Linked DNA regions of Homo sapiens: region 1 is linked to region 2. The links are chromatin loops, found by intact Hi-C in ENCODE. Cell type or tissue: heart right ventricle. All regions are shown on one strand. Each heading gives the region's core, and the rest is flanking DNA. Links, peaks and the distances in the headings are about the cores only.

The links. Hi-C counts contacts between places; a loop is a spot of excess contacts. Peaks named below come from ENCODE experiments on the same cell type or tissue, not always from the same donor. Only the 100,000 strongest peaks of a DNase experiment are listed, where the experiment ranks them.
Region 1: a loop joins it to region 2, with 3 times the contacts of the local background. A loop is called at or near these places in 4 of 110 quality-filtered maps.

Annotation. Positions count from the first base shown.
Region 1 is chr9:75,598,473-75,603,854 of GRCh38, forward strand. No RefSeq gene overlaps it. Among named protein-coding and RNA genes, the nearest start is that of PCSK5, 290 kb to the right of the region's middle. In heart right ventricle, for the core only: a CTCF peak has its summit at 3,023 (motif pointing right); no DNase peak of the experiment used is centred there.
Region 2 is chr9:75,263,024-75,268,405 of GRCh38, forward strand. No RefSeq gene overlaps it. Among named protein-coding and RNA genes, the nearest start is that of OSTF1, 180 kb to the left of the region's middle. In heart right ventricle, for the core only: a CTCF peak has its summit at 2,629 (motif pointing right); a DNase peak (open chromatin) is centred at 2,665.

The sequences.
Region 1 (5,382 bases), core at 84-5,083, 340 kb after region 2:
AAAACATCTAGTTGAAAAATAGTTAATTTATCCAAATGATATTTAAAAACACAGTATAGTGCCAACAAATTAATGGATTCATTTTATTTCATGGACCTGTTCCACATTCCTGATAACTATTTTCCTGATGATTTATCACATTTGTCTCTTCCTGTGGCTAAAACTTACCTTTCTGTCTGGAGTATATCTTTGCATGATGCAAGGCTATCATTTGACTCTGATGATTTTATTTTTCTGATAAATTTTGGAAGATTAATCTGATAGAATACTAAGCCATATGTGGGCTATGTTGGTGAGGCCCATGTGTGTACAAGAAAATGTTAAGCCAAAAAATTTAAAAACTGGACCCCAAAGAAAGTGTACCTATTGATTTCAACTGTGTGAATGTATTATACACATTAGCAGAGAATAAAACTTAAATTGGAGGATAATAGTCTATGTTCATTAAGTGTGTGTATGTGTGTGTGTGTGTGTAAAGTTTATTTTATAATAATTTTAAAAATAAAAAGGATCCCCAAAGAAAAAGTACTAAGACAACACTTGTTTTAAAATGAAGTTTTATACTCTAAAAACTTGCATATGTAGCCAAAACAATTTATTACTAGGGGGAGATTAGGGATTTAGTGGTATTATTTTTAAGAAAAAAAAAGCAACAGCACAAGATGAATATTTTAAAAGTTTACTTAGAAACAAAACACTACTGGCCTCCAAGATACCATGTGCCAATTTTCCCCTCTGAACAACTTTTACAGACAACTTATAACCTCCCTAAATTATAGGTTTATGCGGAAAAATAAGGGGTTGTTATATAATAAGGAAGCTGACAAATCTTTAACTGTAACAGTACTAGTTATTGCTACTGTAATTTATGCATAGATACTGATTCTAATTAAGTAATAGCAGAGGTTGCCTTTGAATTTATGAGGCTATAATCAGCTCCCTTGTGCTCAATAAATGCCACAGCTACAGTCTGTGGTGTTAATTTCACACTACAGTGGGAACTAGTGGTTGTTGCCAAATATACTCATAAGTCACAGGCAATTTGGATTATTACTGTAGTGTGTGCTGCATTGAGAAATGAACTAGTTCATAATCACTTTTTAAAGTCATTATTGAGTGTTTGTGTATGATAACTCTTCTGACATTGATAAGGCATAGTGCAGTAGCTTGTCTTTTTCCCAAAACCCATTTCTAGATAAAATAAATATATCAAATCCTCCGGAAAAATAACAACATAAGAAGCCCCTGCTTCCTCAGCTTTCTGGCTATGTCTGATATATGGGAACTGGAAACTTAGAATTTTTTCCTATAAACTACCTCCTGTGTGATGTTCCCCAAAGGGACAGTGCCTGATACGGGGTTATTCGATATGGGGATTTTATGAATTAATGTGATGAGCTTGCTGGCAAAATGAATTCTGTCCTTTTCTAATTTCCTGAAGCTGGGTGTCAACTAAAGCACTTTCACTGTGAGGTTTAATTCTGGAATTACTTTCCTCAAAATGTCACACACACACACACACACACACACACACACACACACAAAGATGGGAAGTGAGCTAAAAACAGTATCTCTCGTTCTTTATTTTACTGTCTCTCTTCTATTTCAAAGGAGTTACTCTTGGCAGTGGGGTTTTAAGAAATTCCACGTAGGACTGCACACTATTCCACATCTTGTTCTTAAATCCACAACACTGCCATGACTCCTTATTGTTAAACAGCGAACGTGTTCAAATGCCAGCTGTTGACTATAAGGGGTCTTCTTTGTAACCGAGAGGGCTGATTGCATTAATTCCACGGACAGCATGCTCTGACTGGTTGCTGGGACCACAGATTTCTGTTTTGAGTATGTTCACATTATTTCCTGAGGAACTCACTAGGCTCCAGTGCAATCAACAACATAATAGAAGAACCGTGTTTTCTTCGTAAGGGGCAAGCACAAAAGGCAGATGGCTCCCCTGACGTGATGTTTTAGGACCTGCCAAAATCAAGACACCAAGAGTGACTGAAGCTAGTCAAAGAGTCACTGCCACCTTGGATTCTTCTAAATAAAATGACACAAAATATCAGATATTTCCTATATTGCTTTCCATTATCTACCAAAAAAGCGTTCTTCAAACATCCAAAAGATCCTGCACCCTGGAGTTCAAGCTTATCCTTTGTCTATGGTCTGTACACAGAAAGGTAGTTTCCATAAATTATAACCAATGCCCTGTGGAGGCAATAGGTAATCGTTTCAGAAAAACATGTGTGTGGGTGGGTGGGTGTGGGTGTCTGTGTGTGGCTGTGTGCACGTGTGCATGCTTTGATCCCTTTTATTAACATTCCAGGGGCAGAAACTGTAGTCTCAGAGTGGTGTATAATCACAAATTTTCTTCACTTAATTTGCAACAGAAAAGGAAAGGTCTTTCTTCCATTATTGTATAGACAAATAACAAAACATCAGAGCAGTAGCTCTATCAACAAAAAGGCTTTTGGAAGATTTGCAGGTGTTACACAACCTCCTTCATCAGGGGAGAAGTACAGCCTAGCTTTTTGGAGTAAAGACGGAGTCCTTTAACAATTCTTGCTTAGCAACACACAGTCTATTTGTGGTGGTCATGGGGGTGCACCAAGCAATCTCCCATCTAGAAAGACCCTGCTGAGAGGAGCATTGTCAGCTGACAGCTTCTGCGGCCACATCTCCGTATCCACCATGCATTCATGCCAAGACTGTTGTCTTTCCCAGAAGCTCTCAGCCAGTGACTGAGCATGCTGGGATCCTAGGGACAGGCAGTTCTTGCCCAACATATGACTCCTATAGTGGACAATCCCTACTCAAGGATTCCTCTTCAGGCTGACCAAGACTTTTACAGGGCAGCATTGCAGTCTGGGGCTCAGCCTTCTTCCTTCTCTCTCTCCTTCTACAAGTATTAGAGCTACATCACCATCTGAAGTTTCTTTCTTTCTATGTCTGCTCTCTTGTCCTTGTTTCATGCATGTCTTGAGATATTGCCAAATGTCCACTGGGAGGCACAAATCTCTATTCTATGAGAACCACTGGTATAAGGTAAGAAAGCTTCCCTAGGAAGAGCTAGGTGCTTGCTCCTCGGGCTCCTGTGGCACTTGGTTTCACTAAAGCACTTTTTATGTTTAATTGTCATTGTTCATCTATTGGGCTCTCCCGCCAGCTTATGAGCTTTTCCATAGGAACTGTGACTTTCATATTCATTGCATTTCTCCAGTCCCATTTTGGACCTGTTTTCAGAAGACATTCGTTTAAATGACGAATCAAGGAAGAAAGGGGAGAAGGCAGGGAGAGAGGAATGGGGAAGGAAGGATAAAAACAAGCAGTTAGGCAGCAAAAGAAGGCGGGAGAGAGTGAATCTATGAAGCATTTTTCCTTGGCTAGCCAAAGTGGCCTGGGTTATGTTTCTATATTTGAGCCTGGTCATTCTTAGCTTATTGCTTCCCCTTTAGGAGTTTACTGCATGACTCTATCTATAGCGTTTGTTTGTTGAAGAATCGTTCGTTTGTTATGCTCCAAGTGTTGAAATCCTCTTTGGTTTTTGGATCTTCTCATACCCTCCTCTGCCCACTTTAAGGCCATTTCCAGGCAACCACTGGCAGATCCTTGTCCCTCCCCAGTAACTGACAGCACTTAACCATCAATAACGTGATCTCAGACACCAAGGCACTGCTCCAAAGGATGAGCACTTCTTGTTTTGTATCAACAACAAAAAAATATTCTGAATAATACATGGTCCCAAACGGAAAGGTAGATAGGAATGCAATCAATTAACTTGGATGATGTCATAATCCACATGCATGGCAGAAGAGCTAGAATTCCAGACCTTGCTGTGCTCAGCTCTTCTGAGGATAATTAGCAGTGTTCCAGGGAACTTCGGACAGCCCATTGTGTTTTATATCTCTAACAATATGATAGGCCTGAGAGATTTGGAAAAGGATTCATTAGCTTACTAAAATTATTTAAAACCCAGACAGGCCGGGCGTAATGGCTCATGCCTGTAATCCCAGCACTTTGGAAGGCTGAGGCAGGCAGATCATCTGAGGTTGGGAGTTCCAGACCAGCCTGGCTAATATGGTGAAACCCTTTCTCAACTAAAAATACAAAAATTAGCCAGGCCGTGGTGGTGCACACACGTAATCCAGCTACTCAGGAGGCTGAGGCAGGAGAATCACTTGAACCCAGAAGGTGAAGGTTGCAGTGAGCTGAGACAGCACCACTGCACTCCAGCCTGGGTGACAGAGCAAGACACTGTCTCAAAATAAATAAATAAATAAAAGAAAAATAAAAAAAAACTCAGACTAACAGGAATGAGAATGATGCTTGTAGGGACAGAAAGAAAAAAAAAATACTATTAACTGTTTTTGGCTCATCTTGCTCTCCAAACCTGCATTCTTCTGAATTTCAAGAATGAGTACATGTAGCCAGAGGCAAAGGAACTCTGTCCAGGCATGGACTAGGTAACACAACCAGCCCCAGAAGTTCTCCTATCCCCCACGCTAAGTCCTTCTTCCTAATCTTCTTCTAAATCTGTTCCGTTGATAGAAGTTCCCCAACCTTAAAAAGAATTTTTTTTAACTTCTAGAGTTCTTAGTTTTCCATATATTTCATAGTCTGCATAACAGCTAAAAATATCCTTTGTCATCTATCTTTGACATCAAGTAACACTGCCACTGTCACCCAATGTGGAGTTTTATGGAATTCTAAATTTGTAAGAGATGAATACATTATTAAATTCAGTAATTCCCAAATTTTAGTGAATAAAACATCCATTGAGGGAGCTTGTTAAAAATTCAGATTCTGATAAGGCCCAGGAATTTGCCAAGTTTTGGCTGCCTTATAACTTAAATACAGCAAAATTCACTCCCTTGAGGTGTACAGCTTTGCAAATTTTGATAATTGTATGCAGCCATGAAATCTCCATCACAATCAAGATATGAAACAGTTGCATCACCCTACAAAGCTTTTCATGCCCCTTTACAATCCATCTCCTTTCCCTCCCCCGCTTATAACCCCCAGGCAATCACCTGTTTGATTTCCAGCCCCGTAATTTTGCTGTTTGGGGAATTTCATATAAATGTAATCTTGCAGTATACATACAGCCTTTTGTGTTTAACTTTTCTCCCTTAGTATGATGTTTTTGAGGTTCATCTGGAAAATTTGCAATTAAAATAGAAATTTTTGATGATTCTGCTCAGAGAGTTTCATAGCCGTATTTTGAAAAGCACTCTTCTGATCCAAACTTTTTATTTCATAGATAAGAAAGCTGAGGTGTAAAGAATGTAAGTTACTTACCTGAAGTGAAATATTACTGAGAAATATTTGAAACATGTGTCCCTGGAGAGAATTCCATGAATCATTTAATTTTCCTTTACG
Region 2 (5,382 bases), core at 54-5,053:
GACTTACAGAGGTACTGCCTTGATGGTCTTGGACAAGATCTGGGGGAGTTCTCTGGATTACCAGTCAGAGACCCTTGTTCTTTTCTCTTACTTTCTCCTAAAAATATAGTCTCTTTCTTTGTTATCAGTCACCTAAAGCTGAGTGACACAAGCACCCCTGTGGCCACCACCACTATGACTGCACTGGGTCAGACCTGAAGCCAGCACAGCACTGTGTCTCAGAAAGGCCTGCTGTAACCAGTCCCTGACCCAAGGCCTGCTGTAACCAGTCCCTGGCTACTGCCTATGTTCGCTGAAGGGCCTAGGGTTCTATAATTAGCAGGTGGCAAATCCATCCAGGCCTATGTCCTTCCCTTTAGGGAGAGGTCCCCCAAGCCCTAGGTGGGCCCAGAAGTTCTGTTTGGGAGTGGGGTACTAGAGTCAAAAGCCTTCATCTACCTGATATTCTATTGCAGTGTGGCTAAGCTGTCACTTATGCCACAAGATGGAAGCAGAGGAGCCTCACCCTGTAGCTACTACCAACCGAGGCCATGGTGAGTACTGCCAGACTAACACTCATCTTCCCTTAAGGCCCACAGTCTCTAAAGTCAGCTTGTCATGAAGGCTACCTGGCCTGGGACTCACCCTTCAGGGCAGTGGGTTCCTCTCTGGCCCAGGTTAGGTCCAGAAATGCCATCCAAGAGTCACATCCTGGAATCAGGGATCCCAAGAACCCTCTTGGTGCTCTAGTCCCCTGTGGTGATGGTGGTACCTATGGTGCAATACAAAGTCCCTTTTACTTTTCCTTCTGCTTTTCTCAAGCAGAAGTTTTGTCCCATAGCCACAGCAGCTGGCTATGTACTGAGTCTCACCTGAAGCCAACAAGTCTCAGAGGCTCACCCAAGGCCTTCTACGTAGTACCTGTGTATTACTACTGGTTATTTAAGGTCCAAGGGCTCTTTGGTTAGCAGGTGATGAATGCTGGCAGGACTGGGTCCTTTCCTTCAAGGCAGTGGGTTCCCTTCTGGCCCAGGGTGTGTCTAGAAATGTCATCTGTGAGCTAGGCCCTCGAATGGGGGCCTCATGACTCTGACTGGTATCCTATTTTGCTGTGGCTGAGCTGGTATCATAGATGTAAGACAACATCCTTCCTACTCTTCCCACTCCTCTCCTTAAGTGGAAGGAAGGGGTCTCTTTTGGAGTTGTGAGTTGTAGCCTGGGGTTAGAGGAGGTATGATGCGAGCACTCCCTTGGCTGCCACAGCTGGTGTCCACTATCTCTGGGCTTAGTTCAGCCCTAGGACTCGCCTAAGAGTTGTAGTCCTTATGGCCTAGATTGCCTTTCAAGTTTACTTGGAGACAGAGTGCTATAGCCCTTGGAGGCAAGGTTTGGAGGCACTCAAGCTCAGACTTCTGGGATTGGTGATTCCCCTCTGGCTAAGCCTGGCTTAAATGTTCCCTCTGTGGGTGGGTGTCAGCTGAGTTTGGTCTGGTTTTCCTTTCTGCTCTGACAGGACAGCAGTGAGTTCAGTGCATCACAATTGCTGTATTCTCCCTCCCCCAGCACCCAGAGAATCCCTCCATACCATGCCACCAAGGCAGGGAGTGAGGAAGGGGTCACAACGGTGATTCAGGACTGTTTTTAGTCTCTTCAGTGCTTCTTTCAGTGATATAAAGTTAAAAGGAGGTACTATGAGTGCTTACTTGATTTTTGGTTCTTATGAATAGGTGTTTTTTCTGTATAGATAATTGTTAACTTGGTGTCCTTGTGAAGGGCATGATTGGTAGATCTTTCTATTCCGCCATTTTGCTCTGCCCTCTCTCAACAACTTTCTTACCAGGTGGCATTTTGTATTGAAGATAGCCTTAAACCAAATTCTACCAAACCTTCCCATTTTTAATGAGTAAAGATACATTAAAACAGTTATACTACCTACCTATTCTTGTAAGCCCAGAAAGTGCCTTATTCTCCGACTTTTGGCATTTCTCTAAGCATCTTGAATGAGAGGCTTCCTGTGAGCCAATGCAACACCATTCTGGTGAGTAGATGTGAACTTCTTATTTGGGTAAATTGATAGTCTTCTGCAGTGTGAAAGGGACATAGGACCAAATACAGCCCTGGATTGTCCCAAGATATTAAGACACTGGGATTGCTGATTTTATTCTCCTGTTTTAAGAAAGGTTAGTGCGGCCCCAAGTATCTTTCTAACCCATGATATATCCTGAATTTTACTTATTTCCATTTATTTCACCAGAGAAAAATGATTTCTAATATTCTTTATGCTAAGAAACCCTCTGGTGTTTTTGGTAAGCATCTTTGAAGTTCTTACTAAAATACTTTGGAGGCTGGAATTCCTGATAAGTGAATTTCAGCTGCTAACCAGATGCCTTTTGATTTTATACAGTCTGCACTGAGCAATTTTGAGATAAATGACCACATAGCAAGTATTAGTACATGAACATTTCCTGTCTATCTAGTAGTCATTGGCATCAAAGTTTAGAAGTACCTAATCAATCTGTATAAAGTCTTTAATTAAAGGTGGGATAGTAGTAGATTGTCCAACTGAGGATGTGTTTTTAGATACATTTAAAATCTGAAAGAATAATATTGGGGAAATCGTAATTGCATTACGCATCTCTAGCATTCTCACTTCTACCACAAGGGGGCAGCATTAGCCCCAATTGAAGCCCAGTGTTGACAGCTATAATCTTAGAGTCTCTCCTAGTCATTGGTGTTGCTAAAAAGGATTAAAAAAAGCCATCACATTAAACTGAGCACCTAAATGGGTAGGTGCAGAGTTGGGCTTGAAGCTATTTGGCAGCAGGGGTAGCAAAGAGCTGGTCTGTTCTCTGAGTGGAAAGACCTGGGAATTGGGAGTGGGTGGGGTCTGAGGAGTGATTTGAGGCAGGTGGGGAACAGCCATCAGCCACATAAGACAGCGAAGTCACCTGAGGTGACAAAATAAGTGAGGAATCTCTGGCCTCAGGATAACAAAGGACTTGAAAAACAGGGATGTCTAATAGGGATTTTCTGTTTGTGTGATGCAGAATAGAATGCTTTCTTGCTGAGGGTCTTATGTGTTTCGATGCTTTGGAATTGTTGAAGTTAAAATTCAGCAGAGTCATGAAATTGGGGCCAGAGGTGACTTTGGGAATGTGAATCTCCTAGGAATTTATACAAATATTAGTAAAGGCAGTGGCCCTTCTATAGTATGGGGCCTGGTGATTTGAGAAAATCTTGTTTACATTTTAAGTTGCACAGTGACCCCACTCTCAGGCTAAAATCAGTGATTTATTTCAATAAATGTTTCTGGAGGAACTAATATTTGCTTAGCTAGGTGCTGTAGGGAGACAACACATTTCTAATTTAAATGTTTGTGCCAATGACTGTTATATTTGAAGCAACTGCACTGTCCAATTCAGAATATCCCAAGAGGGATGGACCTAGTGCCATAGTTGTCAGCTTTGTCTACGTGTTAGAATCACTTGGAGTTATTTAAAGCTTTTAAAGACACACAAACACACACATATTCCTAACCCAACATTATTTGTGTTCTCCATCTTTTTTTTTCCAATTCCAGATGGGAATCAAAGAAACCTGTTTCTTTTATAAAAATTATTATTATTTTTTAGATGGAGCTTTGCTCTTGTTGCTCAGGCTCAGTGCAATGGTGTGGTCTCTGCTCACAGCAACCTCTGCCTCCCGGGTTCAAATGATTCTCCTGCCTCAGCCTCGCAAGTAGCTGGGATTACAGGTGCCTGCCACCACGCCCAGCTACTTTTTGTATTTTTAGTAGAGACAGGGTTTCACCACGTTGGCCAGGCTGGTCTCAAACTCCTGACCTCAGGTGATTCACCTGCCACAACCTCCCAAAGTGCTAGGATTACAGGTGTGAACCACTGCGCCCAGCCTAAATTTCTTCTTAATACTCCTGTTCTTCAGTGATGCACAATTTCTAAAATGTCCCATTCTCTTTTTTAGCTTCCACAGTGGTGTAACAAGGCAATGGGAATTCACTCCACAAATCCCAGTACCACAAGAAGTTATCTGTAAGGTCTCCAGGGATGAGATAATCTACATATTTCCTCATGTCTGTTATAATGGCATTCTAGCCCAACATAATCATGTCCATCTCTTGGAATGCATTGTGTAGACTTTAACTTATATGGTTCTGCTCTACTAATGAAGTCAGTCTCTTTAAAAAATGTTCAGAGAAACTAATAAAGGATTATAAGCAACAAAAGGATACGGCCTAAGCCAAGTCAAGCCATTCTTGCTATCAATTCTGGAACAAATATATTAATGATATTCCTGTGTCTCTAATTTTATATAACAAACAGACAATCATTCTTCCATCATTTCTATTTCCTTTTTTTTTTTTTTTTTTTTTTGAGATGAAGTCTTGTTCTGTTGCCCAGGCTGGAGTGCAGTGGCATGATCTCGGCTCACTGCCACCTCCACTTCCTGAGTTCAAGTGATTCTTCTGCCTCAGCCTCCCGAGTAGCTGGGACTAGTGCCGCCATGCCTGGCTAATTTTTTATTTTTATTTTTTTGTATTTTTAGTAGAGATAGGGTTTCACCATGTTAGCCAGGATGGTCTCGATCTCCTGACCTCGTGATCCACCTGCCTTGGCCTCCCAAAGTGCTGGGATTACAGGTGTGAGCCACCGCACGTGGCCTCTTCCATCATTTCTTTGACCATGCCTAGGGACCATCAGTAACCCTAATGAAAAATGATCTTTGTTCTTTTCTGCTTTTGCTTAGTGCTGGTTTTTGGCTCTTCTAATCAAATGAGTCATTCCTGGAATGTTCAGTTTGTTTTATGGTTGTGGCACTCCAGGAAAGCAGGGCAGTTCACCTGCCCCATTCCACAGCTGACTGTAGCTGAGAAAGCTCCCAACATCTGTGTCTATAATAAAAAGCCTGCAAAAGGAAAATAAATCATGTTTCCACCTCCATTTTTTCCTGCACATTAAAGGCTGATCACTGAAAGTCATGATCTTGGCTCTGAATTGGGTTGCAGCATTTGATCTGATGGCACACAAAGCGAGATCAATATCTGCCACCATAAAAAGTCAATGAAACATAAATTAGGAAGAGAAAATTTTCTAACTCTGGCCCCAAGCAGTGACTAGTTGGGTGCAAGCCATACATTTGGGCAATGAAAAAAGAAAGCAGCTTTACTTAACAGCAGGGTAGACTATACTAGGATTATATTTTGTGCTATTCCTACTTCTCTTTATTGATCTGCATATAATGAATTGAAGCATGATGATTCTCTCTCCAAAGTTACTCAAGAGTTTACTAAAATGTTATCAGAAAGTTTCTAACTGTGGCTATAAAAGTATGTGAAACCAATCCAGGCACTGGTGACTGCTGACTATAAGCATTTTGATAATATAA